Regions from separate parts of the Homo sapiens genome. Here region 1 is linked to region 2. The links are chromatin loops, found by intact Hi-C in ENCODE. Cell type or tissue: B cell. All regions are shown on one strand. Links, peaks and the distances in the headings refer to the core of each region. The heading gives the core; the rest is flanking DNA. Region 1 holds the start of LOC107986845 (a long non-coding RNA gene). Region 2 overlaps LOC105375490 (a long non-coding RNA gene).

The links. A loop is a pair of places that touch in the nucleus more often than their neighbours do. Peaks named below come from ENCODE experiments on the same cell type or tissue, not always from the same donor. Only the 100,000 strongest peaks of a DNase experiment are listed, where the experiment ranks them.
Region 1: it touches region 2 in a loop (14-fold over the local background); 2 of 110 quality-filtered maps call a loop at or near these places.

What each region holds. Positions count from the first base shown.
Region 1 is chr7:128,385,235-128,390,611 of GRCh38, reverse strand. It overlaps LOC107986845 (a long non-coding RNA gene), which reads right to left and starts at 3,930. Exons shown (of 2, transcript NR_148339.1): 1 at 3,805-3,930. In B cell, for the core only: CTCF peaks have their summits at 2,550 and 2,749 (motif pointing right); a DNase peak (open chromatin) is centred at 2,741; H3K27me3 peaks cover 1,074 bases.
Region 2 is chr7:127,554,664-127,560,040 of GRCh38, reverse strand. The region is part of intron 1 of LOC105375490 (a long non-coding RNA gene); the gene reads left to right. Among named protein-coding and RNA genes, the nearest start is that of GCC1, 28 kb to the left of the region's middle. In B cell, for the core only: no CTCF peak of the experiment used is centred there; no DNase peak of the experiment used is centred there.

The DNA.
Region 1 (5,377 bases), core at 168-5,167, 830 kb before region 2:
AATCTCCCTCTGTCACCCAGGCTGGAGGGCAGTGGCACAATCTAGGTTCATTGCAACCTTCACCTCCCGGGTTCAAGCGATTCTCCTGCCTCAGCCTCCGGAGTAGCTGAGACTACAGGTGCCCACGACCACGCCCAGCTAATTTTTGTATTTTTAGTGGAGATAGGGTTTCACCATGTTGGCTAGGCTGGTCTTGAACTCCGGACCTCAGGTGATCCGCCCGCCTCGGCCTCCCAAAGTGCTGGGATTACAGGCATGAGTAAATGAGTCTTACTGTGTCCTATGGGCCCTCCCCTTGCCTGGGTAATAAACGCATGTAAGTCTGGACTCAGGAAACACACTTACTGTGAGATGCAAATTCAGCCACAGTGCAGGAGGCTTAAGTGGGACAAAGGGAGAGACACTCTGGGTAGGAAGGCCACAGCAGGTGGATATTCAGAGGCAGCCCAGAGCCACATTTGGGAGAAATGCAGATCAGAGATGCCTTGGTCAGCAGTACTACCTGCCCCCCTGAGGTCCAGCCAGGTCTGTGCAGCACAGGTACCCCCTCACCCCTCCCTGGCACACACCCAGCACCATGTGATCCAGGCTGCTCACCACCAGATTGTGGAAGATGTGGCCCCACAGGCGCTGAACCACGCTGCTGTGGTGACCCAGGTTCCAGCTCATGGGCAGCGGCATCTGCGCAAAGGTGTAGCCACCCAGGGAGAGGGTGCACTGCCAGCGTGCAACCAGCCAGTGCCCCAGGGTCCTTGCAGCAACATTAGCATTCAGGCAGCCTGCACCAGGCCACTGCAAAAGAAATGGCTCAGTGCACTCTCCCAGCCAGCGCGTCAAAGCTGCAGGCCAGGTGGAGCTGCAGGGACTTAGCCTAGGCAGCTGGCTTCGCCCCCAGCCAGGGCAGGAACAGGAGCAGCAGGTAGAGCCAGGGGACTGGGAGGCCTGGGCTTCAGTGCAGGCATGTGGAGCAGGAGAGTCAAGTTACTCTCACAGGGGGTAGCAGTGGGGCCATCTCTGGTGCCCCCTGGGGGACCAAGAGGAGGAGGAGTGGGTGGCCCTCACCTCTGGCCTCACTGTCTCCCAGGCTCCAAGGACTGCGAACAGGGCCCTCAGATGGCATGACCCAATCATTCAGGGGGACTGGACTAGCCCTCTGAGGCTCCTTTCAGCTTCTGTGGCTCCAGTGCCAGTCAGGAAGTGGCAGTCAGTGTGGAGGGGAGGCAGGGGCAGTGCCCCAGCTGTGAGGCACTCAGCTCCCCTCAGTCTCTCCTTCCACCTCTCTCCTCACATCTGGAGTCAGGGCTGGAGAGGAAGGACCCAGCCATTGGGACGTGGTGGGTTGGGGGAGGTAGCTCCTCCCTCTCCCCTTCCTTGGAGCTTTTTATTCTTTCAGGATCCCTTCTGGCTTGTAAGGGTCACATTCCAACCTCAGCCTCTTTGACCCCACTATAGCCTGACACTCAGACTCAGCTAATCAGGAGGTTGGGGGGCCAACCCTGCCCACCTCACCTTACCCCTGAAGCCCTCCTGCTTCCTGCTGAGGAGAGTTTGGAGGCAGGGAACCTGGACAGAGGGCAGCGGCCAGGTTGGAGCCTCCAGCCACATGCAGCCTCTTCTAGGCCAGAGCACCCAGCCCCACCTCTCACATCTATTGTCCTCAGGGCATGGCTTCTCACTTGCAGGGTGCAGGCATCATCATCACCAGCCTCCTCCTTGCTTACCCTTCTGGCTCAGCTCAGGAGGGAAAACAGGTGGGTTTAGGGACCCAGGAGACCTGGTCCCCAGCCTCCTGCTCCACCTGCTCTTAAGCCCATTGACAACATCAGCTTCTGGGCTGAGGGCCAGGGTGTCAGCTTCCAAGTCAACTTTGCCCCCCATCCCCACCCCAGCCCAGCTAGAATTGGAGAGGGGACATCTGGATAGCAAGATGTGGTATTAGCCTGGAACAGGTAAAGAGCAGCCTTTTGCTCACTCTGTGCCTCAGTTTCTCTACTTGTGATCCTAAAAGGGAAAGAGGCACACCCCCACCCCCAGGCATCCCAACCTCAGATATTTCACTTCCCCCTTCACCTTTCAGGGCAGGCTGATCTCAGGGTGGCCAAGCCCAGGGTCTGCCTTGGGTGGGTATTGAACTCAGGAATCCTAGTCTCATAGTAGGCACCTTTCTGCTTCTCCCTCTTCTGCCAGTGGGCAGGACGATCTGAGGCTCCAAGGGGTTCACCTGGCAACTGTCAGGTGGGTAGGAAGGTTCTCCCAGAGAAGAAAAGGGGACTCCGGTCTAGGAGCAGTGGGAGTTGAGTGGTTCCCCAGGAGGGGATGTTGCACCAGGACCTTGGGGTGACCGACATGTCACTCTCCTACCTCAACTTTAACCTCTTCATTTCCATGCCTCCCTCCCTGTGGAAAGGCAGATAGTGGGAAACAAAGTTTCCAAGTGGATGGCAAGCCTCAGGAAAGCAATTAAGGGAGAGACTTTCTTGGACCTCAGGCTACCAGGAGTCCTGCTTCCCTGTCCTCTTTCTTTCTGTGTAGAGAAAGACATCGCTCCCACCCTCCACAGTACTTCAACTCCTTCCCATGCCTCTAATCTCTGGGAAAGCCTGGCGGCAAAAGGAGCAAAGAGCTTTTATGTGGAGATGTCGTGGGGGAGAATGGGCAGGGGAAGAGGAGTGTTCCCTGCTACAGGCTGTGGGACTCCGGGTCTAGGAGCTTCAGAAGCAGTGTGGTACTGTGTCCGGCAGATGGCGCCAAGACCCATCGACCGTTGGGACCCCAGGGAACCCGGAGTGGGGCAGTTTCCTAGGCAACAAGCAGCCCTTCCTTTCAAAGTCCGGCCCTTGGCAACCATTCCCTGGTTGCCTGCATCCGTAGTAAAATTTGGCTTCCAAAGGACAGGCGGGGCTTGCGGGTAAACTAATCTCATCTCCGAGAAAGGAAAGAGGCTGGCTAGGTGGGGAGAGGAGCCTAAAAGACCTGTTTTCTGCCGCCGTTCATTACTATGCTGTACAAGGTGCATCTTATCCTCAGCAACCCTATAGCAGTAATGCCTGTTCCTTTATGATGAATGGGACAACGAGACTCGGAGAGAGAAAGTGACTTGCCCGAGTCGCCAGCAGGTAGGGCCTGGGCCTGCCTGGATGTCCTTGGGTCCATTCCATTCTTTCTCCCAGCAGCTGTGAAGTGTCCAAGCCCTGTGAGGGCGCTGATGGAGAGGCTTGCGAGGAAGCCAGGAGCTGCAGGAGTGGCTGGAGAGAGGCGAGAATGAATCCAGCCCCTTCCAGCTGAGCTCTTTCCTTGCTTGGCCTGGTGGGGGGAGACTCCTCTGCTCAGGGTCTCCCCTGACCTCGTGGTGGGGGCTTCTCCTGGCAAAGGACCACAGAGGGACAGGGAATAGCAGTTCAGACTGTGGAGGTCATGTGGCCCCTCTGCAGTTTCAGGACAGGGGAGCTTGCCAAGGAGGACACAAAGCTGGAATCCAGGACTACCTGGGGAGAGGAGATGCAGGAAAGGATTCCATTCCAGGGACTGTGCAGAGGAGAAAACCGACTTCAAGTAGGTCAAGGGACAGATTTGGAGGATTCAAATCCAGTTCAATTACCTACTCTCTACTCCCTTGAGCTCTCCTCTCCCTGCCTACTCCACATCTCACACTGACCATAACCAATGCTGAATTTCGGACTCCCTGTAGTAGTCTGGGTTCTCCAGAGAAACAGAACAAATCATACAATATTTTTCTAAAAAAAAAATGCATGTGTTTGTGGAGAGACAGAGAGAGAGACAGACTGTTATAAAGAATTGGCTCACATCATTGTGGAGGCTGACAAGTCCCAAGACCTGCAGTTGCCAAGCTGGAGACCCAGGAGAGCCAATGGTGTAGTTCCAGTTCGAGTCCAAAGGCCTGAGAACCAGTAGAGCTGATGGTGTAAGTCCAGAGTCCAAAGGCAGGAGAAGACTGATGTCCCGGCTTGAAGACAGGCAGAAAGAGCAGATTTTCTCTTACTCAGCCTTTTTTGTTCTATTCAAGCCTTCAATGGATTGGATGAGGGCCACCCACATTGGGGAGGGGTGTCTGCTTTATTCAATCAGCTGATTCAAATGTAAATCTCATCCAGAAACACCCTCCCAGACACACTCAGAAATATATTTAAACAAATACCTGGGCACTCTGTGGCCCAGTCAAGTTGACACATATAATTAACATCACACTCCCTGCCACCCTCCCAGACCTGGTCCTCCTTAAATTTACCCTATCTTAAAAACTAGCAAATTCATTCCTCTGGTTGCTCAGATAAACAAAACAAAACAAAAACCCTTGGAGTCATTCTTGACTCCACTTTCTCTCACTATTTATTTATTTACTTATTTAAGAGACAGGGTCTTGCTCTGTCTCCCAGGCTGGAGGGTAGTGGCGCAATCATAGCTCACTGCAGCCTTGACCTCACAGGCTTAAGCAATCCTCCTACCTCAGCCTCCAGAGTAGCTGGGACTACAGACATGCGCTGCCACTTCTAGCTAATTTTTTATTTTTGTAGAGACAGAGTCTCACTTTGTTGCCCAGGCTAGTCTTGAACTCCTGACCTCAAGTGATCCTCCCACCTTGGCCTCCCAAAGTGCTGGGATTACAGGCATGAGCCATCATGCTTGGCACACACTTCATATTTAATCCATCAGCAAATCCCGTTAGCACTGCCTTCAGTCTGACCACTTCCTCCAGTCTCTTCTGCAACAATGCTGCTCCAACCATCACCATCTTCCACCTGGGTTACTGCAAAGGGCTCCAATTTTCCTAGCCCCCACTGTTGCCTCCTTCCAGAATTTTCTCAATACACAGCAGCCAAGGTGATTCTTCTAAAATGTGAGTGAGAGCAGGTTGTTCCTCTGCTTAAAACACTCCACTGGTTTCCCTGGGGTCAAAGTAGAAGTCAGTCTTTGCTGGGGCCTACAGGTCCTTCATGATCAGGCCTCCACTGTCTCAGGCTTTCTCTTGCTTGTCCCCTACCCATACTGTCCTGGTCATGCTGGCCTCCTTGCTGTCCTCCAATGCCAGTGCCCTCCTCTTCACCCCAGGCCCTGTGGCTCACTCCCTCACTTTCTTTGGGTCTCTGCTCAAGGGCATCGTGTTAGACCTTCCCTGAACCCCCTTGCCACCCCGACACACCCTCACTCTCTGACCCCATCCCTGCCCCTCCTGCTTCATTTTTTTCCATAACACAACACAAACATACCCTCTCTTTGTATGCATAGAGCCTGGCCTGTGCGGCGTGTGGCTCCTGCCTATAATCCCAGCACTTTAAGAAGCCAAAGCAGGAGGATGGCTTGAGCCCAGGAGTTCGAGACCAGCCTGGGCAACACAGTGAGACTCTGTCTCTACAAAAAA
Region 2 (5,377 bases), core at 135-5,134:
CTACAGGGATGAGTTTAAGCCAGACATGCTGCTTTTTTTTTTTTGAGACAGAGTCTTGCTCTGCAACCTCCACCTCCTGGGTTCAAGTGATTCTCTTGCTTCAGCCTCCCAAGTAGCTGGTATTACAGGTGACCGTCGCCATGCCTGGCTAATTTTTGTATTTTTAGTAGAGACGGGGTTTCGCCATGTTGGCCATGCTGGTCTCAAATTCCTGATCTCGGGTGACCCACCTGCCTCTGCCTCCCAAAGTGCTGGAATTACCCTTCCTGACTTCAAGCCAGAGATTCTTGATGTCAGTCAAATGGTGAAGCTCCTGCCTACAGGGCTGGGACCAGAGTTCAGAAGAAGGTGGAGGCTGGGTGGAAGGAGTGGGAGAGTGAGGAGTGAATCCCTGCAGGAGAGAGTCTTTGGGTCTGACAGTTCCCTTCTGCCCTGGGAAGCACGTGTGGTGCAAATCTGTCTGGAATATGTAAGCCCTGCCTTTCTACCTGATTCCAGGCCATTGTCTAGAAGCCAGATGGTTAATACTTCATGTTAATTTGATGTCTTGGAACTCTTTCCCTAAGTGCCAGAGATGGTGGCAGAATACCTACAAATATACAGGTATCCTCAGGAAGGTGGTTTTTTTGTTTCTTGTGCTCTGGGACCCAAGTTCTTTGAAAGAGTAAGATATAAAAGGCTAAGACAAGTCCTGAAAGAGATAAAAACAAGGTGCTGATTCTGTCATCACCTGTCTCAGGGACCTTCTTTGTGACTCATTGTTTTCTGCCTGTCAAAATGGGAAGCAATGTGTCTACGCAGCTTCTCAAAGTTATTGTCGTGATTGAATGAAACAATATGTTGAAAGTCCTTGGGAAAGTGTAGAATATCATAAAATGCAATTATTATTAATGCCTGATATAATACACATTAGATAACATAATACAATTAACTATGTCGGTGAACTGTCACCTAACCCCCACCTCCACCCCTGACTCCCCCATCTCACCGTCTCTCTAAGAAGTAGGTTTCACACTTTCAAAATGAAATGGGAAAAACTTTATTAGTATATGTATTAATTTTCTATTGCTGCCATAACAAATTATCACAAACAGTGGTTTTAAAACAAGATAAATTTATTATCTTACAGTTCTGGAGGAAAGAAGCACGAAAGGGGTCTGATTGGGCTAAAATCAAGGTGTTGACAGGGCTGTATTCCATTCTGGAGGCCCCTTGCCTTTTCCAGCATCCAGAGACCACCTGCATTTCTTTCCTCATGGTTCCCTTTCTCCATCTTCAAAGCCAGCCATGTGACATTGCTCTGTGCCTTTCTTCTGTAGTCACATCTTCCCCTCTATTCTGCCTCTCTCTTCCAGTCTTAAGGACCCTTGTGATTACATTAGTGTATTAGTCTGTTTGCATGCTCCTAATAAAGACATACTTGAGACTGGGCAATTTATAAAGGAAAGAGGTTTAATGGACTCACAGTTCTACATGGCTGGGGAGGCCTCACAATCATGGAGAAAGGCAAAGGAGAAGCAAAGGTACCTCTTACTTGGCAGCAGACAAGAGGGCTTGTGCAGTGAAACTTCCATTCATAAAACCATCAGATCTCATGAGACTTACTCACTATCACGAGAACAGTATTGGAAAGACTTTCCCCCATGATTCAATTACTTCCCATTGGGTCTCTCCCATGACATACGTGGGAATTATGGGAGCTACAATTCATGCTGAGATTTGGGTGGGGACATAGCCAAACCATATCAATTAGGCTCACCCAGATCATCCAGCATAATCTCCCTATTTTAAAATCAGCCAATTAGCAACTTTAATTCCCCTTTGCCCAGTAACCTAACATAGTCATAGGTTCTTGGGATTAGGACATGGACATCTATAGCGGGCCATTAGTTTAACTACCCCAATATATATTTTGTGCACTTTCTATCTGGAAAGAACTTTGGCAAAAGCACAATGGAAAGCCAAAATTCTTCCTAATTTGCTTCAGGTACTGCTGAATAAATCCTAACAATATCCTTTTCATGGGTAACCAGCAACACCTAGTGTCTCTCCAAATAAATTTCAACAGCAAGTTTATTTACAGTGTCCTATAATTAAGCTCAGTGACTGATGGTGGAGAAAGGAAATTCTCACTATTCAAAGAGAGAGAAGGCTAGCAATTCTCTTTTCTGTATGTCTTTTTGATTTATTTTGAGCCCCCACATCCGTGCATCTATCCAGAAGCATTGAAATTAATTCTGTTTGGGGCATGGCACCATACTGGGCTCTGTGGAAGATGTGGAAAGATAAAAATGTAATCCCTGTCCTCAAATTGCTTCCAGTCTTATTGGGCAGATGAGACACACTCTAGTGATTAAAGCATATGTACTCATTTACAAAGCACTGAATACTTAAGGGCACTGAATACTTAAGTGTGCTAGTTATAATTAGGTTCAGTTGTACATACAGCAACTATACAACAGCAAAACCCCAAAGAATAGTGAATTAAACAGCAGAAAAATTTATTTCTTGCTCTTGTGAAAGAACTGGTGCAGCTACTTTGGAAAACAGTTTGGCAGTTCCTCAAAAAGTTAAATATAGAGTTACTATGTGACCCAGCAATTCTACTCCTAGGTATATATCCAAGAGAATTGAAAATGTATGTCCACACAAAAACTTGTACATGAATGTTCATAGTAGAATTATTCATAAAATCCAAAAAGTAGAAACAACCCAAATGCCCATCAACTGATCAATGGATAAGCAAAATGTGGTATATCCATACAATAAAATATTATTCAACCATAAAAAGTAATAAAGTATTGATACATGGTACAACATGGATGAAAGTTGAAAACACTATACTAAGTGAAAAAAGTCAGTCATTAAAGGCCACATATTATATGATTCAATTTGTATGAAATGTCCAGAATAGGCAAAACCATAGAGATAGAAAGCAGATTAATGGATACTAGGGCCTGGGAATTGGGGAAGGGAGAATTGGGAATAACTGCTAATGGGTACAGGGTTTATTTTGGGGGTGATGACAAAGTTCTGATATTAGATGGTGGTTGTTGTTAGTCTGTTCTCACGTTGCTAATAAAGACATACCCAAGACTGGGTAATTTATAAAGAAAAAGAGGTTTAATGGACTCACAGTTCTACATGGCTGGGGAGGCCTCACAATCATGGTGGAAGGCAAAGGAGGAGCAAAAGCACATCTTACATGGTGGCAGGCCAGAGAGCATGTGGAGGGAAACTCCCCTTTATAAAATCATCAGATCTCAAGAAACTTATTCACTATCATGAGAACAGCATGGGAAAGACCCGTCCCCATGATTCAGTTACCTCCCACTGAATTCCTCCCATGACACATGGGAAATATGGGAGCTACAATTCAAGATGAGATTTGGGTGGGGACACAGTCAAACCATATCAGTGGTGATGATTGCACAACTTTGTAGATGTAATAGGAACCCTAAATATCTACAATTAAATGGTTTTTAATTTAATTGTACACTTTAAATGGGTGAATTGTTTTGTATGTGAATTATATCTCCATGAAATTACTAAAAAATACCAAAAGGATCAGGGAGACAAAAATAGTGATAAGTAATTAGAGGACATGAAGGAGAGATTAGAAAAGTGTCTCCGATTAGTTTTTTGCTCCTTGGGTTCTTTCTTCAGATCTCAGAGTGGTCCCTTTTTTTCCCATGTATTTCTTTCCCTCTCCTACACCCCTACTACAATCAGCAGAATGTTTACTATGTGAAACTGACTCTGACCCCAGACAAGGAGAGAGTTGGCAGTTCTATTCCTTATGCAGAGAAAATGGAGAATGTGCTGATGAAAATAGAGAATGGAATAGGATTCATGCCCCTTACTCTTAAGGGCGTTCCCACATGAGAGGCATCTCTGGACCTGGGGAGCAAATGCCCTTGGGATGCCAGGCCCCGTGAGCTTGCCACACAGTTTACGCATCTGTTTGGAGGGTGAGGAATCTTGGGGCGGGGAATGCTCAAAGCTAACTGTGTTCCTAATCTCCACAGTGGAGAGCTAGTAGTGTCTGTCCTTGTTCCCTGGCTGGCCTGCACCCAGGGCCCTCCAACTGTCTGCCTTCTCTCTGTCCCCTTTGATAGAGCAGTTCCTCATTAACACATATTCTGATGTCTCCTTCCCAGCCGTGTGGCTTTTTCTTGATATGTTTCCTGTTTCTCATCTTGTGCTGTAGAAACCAAAGTACTATTTCTTACAGGACAAGATACGACTCTTAACACCATTGTAAAATTTATTTCACTAGTTCTAGGAGGCCTTTAGAAACTGTAGTTTGGATCAGGCTCCATGCATCACCCTGAGTGACTTATTTTCCTCTATGACCTTCCTCCCTGTGCTCATGGGTTCCTGGGGTCTAGGTGGTGTGGAGATGCATGGAGGTTGAGTCTGAGATGGCAGAGACATTGTAAAAGATAGTGTCCCAACTGTTCCAGCTAAGAGAGGCCCAAGGAGACGTGATGACTAAACGTATTATAGTATCAGAGGACAGAAAAAGGACATTGGGTAAAAACTAATGATATTTCAGGGCTGGATATTTATATGAGTAAAGTATGGACTTCAATTAATAATAATGTTATCAACATTAGTTGTGACAATGTGCTATACTATTGTAAGACGTTCATCATGAGGAAAGCTGGGCTTGGGTATATGGGCACTGTGTGCATTGTCTTTGAGTTTTTCCTGTAAATCTAAAATTATTCTAAAATATAAAATAAGAACTTCATTAACTCCCTTGTCCTCAACAAAAAGAATGTCCTCACCCATATCGTAGCATTCATCTCTGCCCTGGCTGGACTGTTTAAAAGATGAGTGTCATTCAATATAACTTTCTTGACGGGTGATAATCAGACATCACTTGTATCGTCAGTGCTTTCTGGAGAGATTATATTTATCTGTCCAGAAAGAATAGAGTTTTAAAGTCCTGGGTGGGTGGCTAGAAAGATGGAAGTGATGGAGCAGAAGTGCACATTCTGGTTCTAGAGTGAGTGAAGCCCTTAAGGACACTGAATGGCAATGAGTGAGCCTGCAGTCAACCTGGCCCACGTCCACATAGCTGTTAGGGAATGATTGATCCATGAAGACATCATCTCAGAAAGTCGAGGTAAGTTTTGCATCCAGAACACACAGCCAAATGTTAGGAACTGAAGGTGTACCCACACTACTGTCAAATATGAGAGTTAGTCTGAAAATGAGCAGGAGCTAAGGCTATACAAGCCAGAGCAACTGAGTCAATCAGGAGTGAATTCTGGGGCCCTGAGTCCCAGGACTGTGATTCTGAGCACAATGGGTAGCACACTTCCCATGACACACTGTTAAAGACAGGCAGCCAGGCCGAACAAGATGC